2 separate regions of the Homo sapiens genome follow, and region 2 is linked to region 1. The links are chromatin contacts, found by Hi-C or POLR2A ChIA-PET in ENCODE. All regions are on one chromosome and are shown on one strand. The core of a region is the stretch at or near the end of the contact, and the rest is flanking DNA. Distances in the headings are between cores, read along the strand shown. Region 1 overlaps COL25A1 (collagen type XXV alpha 1 chain). Region 2 overlaps EGF (epidermal growth factor).

Region 1 (2,977 bases), core at 205-2,704:
CCTAATATTGAGAGAAGAAAACCACAGAGCATAAAATAGAACACGGCTGCCTTAATAAAAACAATACATACATTTACATAGCTAAAATAAATAGCTCAGATGATTCTTCCTTCACCCATAAGGAAGATATTTTCATTTGGCCTTTATCCAGAAAGTCGAAGTCAATGGAGCTAAAATTTCCGGAGTATGTATTCTGGTTGATAATCTTTTATATAAAGCTACTGTACTCATTCAGAGCAGGTTATAACTTTTTTCCAAAGGAAATAATGAAACCTAAGTATTCTTTTCTGCACAGTTACAAATGCTCCCCCTTTTTTAAAGCTAAAGGATAGGCTGTTTTTCTTTAACCATAAGGAAATAATTTCAGTGCATTATAAAATGAAAACCTTTCACTAACCTCTCTATTGCTAGGCCATGTTTCCATATCTTTTGGGGGAAAAAAGACATTCAGAATGGAAGATAAATGGTCATCTGTCTGGAACTTTCTTCTCTCTTCTCCCTCTCATGCATGCGCTCTCTCTCTCTCTCTCTCTCTCTCTCTCCCCCTCTCTCTCTTTCTGTTTTTCTCCCACTATTTCTTTTCCTCACCTTGGAAATCTTAGAATTATTTTTGTGTGTCTGAGTGGAATTATGTCATCAATTTCCCTACCATCCAGGAGAGGATATAAAGAAAGTATTTTAATAGTGAAGTCTTCAAAATGTCGGAATGATTCACTGTGCAAGTTTGTGGTCTTTTAAAAACTAGATAGATTTTCATCAGTCTGAGATAATTTGCTTTAAAAAAAGAGGGCCAGTAGTCATTTCTTTAACATACCTTCCAATTCCATAATTCTGTGTTCTGTAGAGTGATCTCATTCATTCAGGAAATATTTACCAAATGCTACTATGTGCAAAGCATGGTATTACTAGTGTGAAATGGAAACTCTCCTCCCACTTAGGTAAAGCCTATTTTGCTAATTTGCTTCAGTACATTGAATAATACCATTATAATTGATTAATTATCTCTTGGTCTTTTATTAATATTTTTATTAATATTTATTAATATATACTGAATGCTGCAAAAAAAACAGCTATTCTTCCTGACCTAGAAGAGTTTACAATCTAATTGCAGAGAAAAAAAAATGCATGAAGGAAATAACCAGAGAATGAGGCCAAAATAATACAAATAGTACAAGCTGTACAGTGATGAAGATTGGCTTTATCCAAGAATGCTTGTAGAAAGAGATGAGTTCTAAGGGAACATGTAATCTGAATGTGCAATTGTCATATTTCTAAGATCAAACCAATGACTTCTGAAGATCATCTTAATTAAAAATATTTAAAAGCTAAAAGCCTCAACGCTGCTGATGCAGATTGGCTTTCAAGCATTGTATGAAGAAACCCAGCCCATGTACTAAAAATGGAGCAGCAAATCTCAGGCAGTGTTTTGGCAGAATGCCCTGGGGCTCAAGAGGGTTTACCGTGTGGTAAATCAGCTGCTACTTCCGATAGCTCCACAATGTCACAAGAGTATCAGGTCTCAGTGCTGGAGCAGAATTAACCAGAAGAGCAAATGAAATTGCTAAGAATTTTGAAGGCATAGTTTCAGTCAAATGGTGTGCAGCGTAAAGTGTTACTCTTGTATTTACTCAGCATGTTAACTATCTTAACTGGATCATATATCAGTACTCTCCAAGTGCCCCTCACTGGAAGTGCTAAACTGGAGTGTGATTCTCAGAGTTAATTGATAGAGGCGCCATCTGGACTCTCCTGAAAAAGTTTCAAATTTTAAAGAAGTCAGAATCGGCAAAGGGAGGTGTTCTAGGATAATGCCTCAGTGTTGATGTGCAAATTAAAGAACCCGAATGAAATTAGAACAACCTAAAAGAAACCACACATTTGACAGCCAATGTTATTCAAACATTTTCAAGTGTATGATTGACAGCATCAATATTCCACTCTGCAAGCATCTGATCCTCCCTACCTTAGCTGATTTCTTCATTTGGCTTTGGAACTCTATAAATGTGTTAAGCTTGAGAGGTTGAAAAATACTTTTGGAATTGCTTAATCCAGGAAAAGGAGTTGTACATTCAAATCCCCGTGTTAATATTTCATTCCTAAAAGTTTTCAAGCTCGAATCATTAGAATGCTTTTTGGCTCTAAGTGACAAATTCAAAATGGCTTACACAATAAAGAAATACATTATTTTATATAAGAAAATATTCAAAGGAGGACTCTAGGTTTTGCTTGGGAGCCCTTTTCCACATGTTGGCATTGTCTTCTGACCACGGACAAGCTGGGCACAGTGGTCCAAGCATCCTCTCTGGTGAGACACTGGCAGAGAACAGAGAGACTACCTCATGTCTCTTCCTGAGCAGAGAGGAACCTTCCCCAGAGCTTCCCGGCTGATGCCCCTGACACCTCATTTGCCAGAACTGGGTCAGCTGTCCATTTCTGAGGCAGTCACTGGCAAGAGAAATGGAATTGTCGTTAATAGCTTAAGTAATTTTTGGGGGTGGGCTGTTCTAGAAGAGTAGTTTCACAGACAGCTGTTTTAGTGACAGCTTTATTCAAATAAGCCATAGTATATTTGTTTTAAGAATAAGACAAAGCCAAGATTCTCAAGTGAGAAGGGAATGGTTATATCAAAATAATCTATGGAGATTTTTCCAATTAGACCCACCCTAATCTGTGGAGTTATTTCAGTTATTTCAAACTAGACATAGTCCAGTTTATGTGGCTCCTCCCTTAAAACTCTCACCTCCCACTACACGTGCGTGTGTGGGCGCACACACACACACACAGATAGATAGATGATAGATAGATAGATAGATAGATAGATAGATAGATAGATAGATAGATACACACTTACACATACACACCTTACTAGTTATTTTGTTTGGTTGTTTTTTTAGAGATAGGGTCTCACCTTGTTCCCCAGGCTGGTCTCAAACTCCTGGCCTCAAATGATCCTCCTGCCTTGAACTCCTAAAGTGCA
Region 2 (2,876 bases), core at 211-2,710, 1.1 Mb before region 1:
GATTGTTGTGAATCAATAAGAATTATTAATTTTTAAAACTCTTGACCATTGACTACACAGCTTTTTAACACTCTATGTAATAAAATAAGAAATGCATATAAATTCTTTCAGTGCATACTAAAGTTATGATGGTTAGCTAGAGGAAAAACATAAGTAAATTTTGAATTGTGAGCTGAAACTAGCCTCTTTTTTTCATTGCATAACTTTTGTTTATTTTTCATCAATCTGTTACTTTACTTATATTTACACCATGCCTACCAGATAAATATAAATTTTTAAAAAATTTAATAAAATGTAAATTATCTTTGGTATATTTCTGCTAGAAAGATATCAAGGGATGAATCCACAGATGCCCAGATTGTTTGGGTGCACATTCAAGGGAGGCAAATAAGTACTACTGGTTATACCTCACACTTGGTTTACTCTTCCTCTTCCTCAAAGTCATATCTAGTTTGTAAAAAAGTACATCACAAGCCTTCTCAGGCTGGATTTCCCACATTTGTCTGATATCCTGAAGTTATTTTTTATAAAGGACTTTGATTTTCTTATTAAGACCTGTCATGTGATAAGAGATCATATACTACTACCTCTAAAATTGAGGACATAAAACTTCTAAACAAAATATCGCTGAACATTTTTGTGAGGTGATAGCATTTTGGCATTTATTTCCAAGCCTGGGACCCACTCCACTATAAATGGGGAGGTGGAGGGCTTGGAGCTTAAGACTGTTACCACTAGAGGTCAATTGAATTTTGCCTGTAATAAGGAACTCAAAACTCAGCAGAAGAGAACAAATAAACAAACAAATTCTTAGCATTCCTAAAAACAGGAGAACTTTTAACATCCAAAATATTCAAAATCAGCAAAAGCATAAAGATTGATGTACAGCTGTATTTCTGAGCCAACGTTAGGTAATTTGCCACATAATTTATTATATTACCTGCCAACAGCTGATGACCATCCAGAGCCAGACACGTTTTCCCATCTGAGGCTTTCATAAAACCTTCACGACACGAACACCAAGCAGTTCCAAGCCTCTTTTTGCAAATATGTTCACAGCCTCCGTTTTGATATAAGCAGGGATCTGCTCCTAGTAGAGAAAAGAAACAAATTCACAAGTGGGTTTGAAGATGAAAAGGATGCCATTAATGCAAGTCTACAGCTTGCTTTTAGGGAGCTATAGCTTTTAGGGAGAGAAATGCAGTGTATCTAAATAGAGGGTATATCAATAGCTATTTCAGAAGAGTTCCCCCAAGGAGCCACTGATTCTAAGATAAGCCCAGAATGTTATTACCTTATTAGTACTGGGTATAGCCAGCACTTTTTTCAAGAAGCTCTTTAGTCAAATGTGATTCTTATTTCCTGACTCATCATCTAGTCAAACTGACAAAGAGCAATTCAGAAAGAAGAGCTACTATAAAATGTGAAATGCCTTTTCCATTTGCTCACTCCTCAGGGGTATGGAAAGGTCCAAGTGTCGACAGAAGCTTCCACTGCCGGTGTCTAAATTGCCTGCCTTAACCCAAGGCTCTTCGAAATGCAGCAGGTAAGTAAAAGTTGTTCAAGAAAAGAGGTGAAATTGGAGGGATAAAGCCCCAATTACCAAACTACCAGATTGTCTTAAACAAACTTAAATCTTAGAAAATCTTAACATCTACACAGTTAGTGAAAGTTACAAAATCCCCTCCACCCCCCCGCCAACTGCATGACATCAAACAATTAAAACAGTTGCAGATTCCAGCCAAGGAAAGACTGTGTAACATCTCCAGTATGTACCTGGTTTTGCCAATGGATGAACCACAACCAGTGATGAGGGCTTCAGCATGCTGCCTTGGAGACGTACTCTATCTTTGCCAGTCCTCTTGTTTACTCTCATTACTGATGGCATAGCCCAATCTGAGAACCACACATAATCCTCAAACACTGCTACAGCAAATGGGTGACCTGGAAACAATTCAAGTTTGTTAAATACACCTTCTTTGTCTTTGCAATGACTATTTACGAAAGGACAAGGCTTGAAATTTACACAACATTCCTACACTAAATCAGCTCTTTAGCTACTCAGCAAGTTATGAGTGAGCCACCGACTCACACACCTGCCTCAAGGAAAGCCCACATGAGGAGGGAACGTCACCTTAGAATGGGAGCATAGTGGCATGAGGTCCCAGCAAGGCCCACTATCACCCAGCAGTTGCAGAGTGGGAGAATGTGGGCTGATTGTCGTCCTAGCCCCATGAAGGAGAAAGGTGGAATTTTCCTTGTTTAGTACATCTGTCGCTACTTATAGACTAAACTCGAGTAACTTATCTTACCACTCTTTGCCTTAGGTTCCTACTCTTTTGAGCAGCAGTAATAAGGGGTAGATCAAATTCACAAGTTCTTGTAAGGATTTTTCAAAATTTGAGGTAATTGTATAAGAGTCTCCCCACATTCCCATCTCCACCAACACATTTGCCTGCATTAGTCCCCCACCTTCTTTCCCCTCTCTCCTTATTTAATATTGACCTGTGCCCCTGATGTCACCCTTCCTGCCTTCTCTAGGGCCTGGATCCATCAACGACCACCCCCTTTCTCTTACATCTTCCCTCTCTTCATTCCACTAGCTTTGTTCCCTCTGTCTACTATAACCTCTCTCCCATCTTCATTTCCTCATCCCCGTGACCCCTCTAGCTCCTCCTTGTCTCTTTCCTTCCCTTTTTAGCCACATTTTTGAAAGAGTCATTTATTATCAGCTGCCTCCATTTTCATGCCTCCTACTAACAGTAAGTGGGCATCTTTCTGAGCCCACCTTCACCAAACCTACCTCTCTGTGCCACTGGAACTGCTCTGAGAAGGCATGCAAGTATTGAATACGCAAGGGAATGTTTTAACGTTCT

The links. Hi-C counts contacts between places; a loop is a spot of excess contacts on that map. ChIA-PET counts read pairs that join two places held with the same protein, here RNA polymerase II (POLR2A). Pooled maps may share reads with other maps.
Region 2: a pooled map shows a loop between it and region 1 (4-fold over the local background). The contact joins two enhancer-like sites. A Hi-C loop is called at or near these places in 1 of 168 maps with a recorded cell type or tissue (naive thymus-derived CD4-positive, alpha-beta T cell) and 14 of 50 pooled maps. POLR2A ChIA-PET finds 5 or more read pairs at or near these places in 1 of 52 experiments (OCI-LY7).

Annotation. Positions count from the first base shown.
Region 1 is chr4:108,829,253-108,832,229 of GRCh38, reverse strand. The region is part of intron 32 of COL25A1 (collagen type XXV alpha 1 chain); the gene reads left to right. Among named protein-coding and RNA genes, the nearest start is that of ETNPPL, 68 kb to the right of the region's middle. Within about 2 kb of position 1,454, at least 2 of the 41 ENCODE cell types and tissues checked have a DNase peak (open chromatin) inside an H3K27ac peak, as active enhancers do.
Region 2 is chr4:109,979,040-109,981,915 of GRCh38, reverse strand. It overlaps EGF (epidermal growth factor), which reads right to left. Exons shown (of 24, transcript NM_001963.6): 14 at 1,777-1,944; 15 at 941-1,090. Among named protein-coding and RNA genes, the nearest start is that of EGF, 68 kb to the right of the region's middle. RefSeq lists an enhancer at 878-2,077. Within about 2 kb of position 1,460, at least 2 of the 41 ENCODE cell types and tissues checked have a DNase peak (open chromatin) inside an H3K27ac peak, as active enhancers do.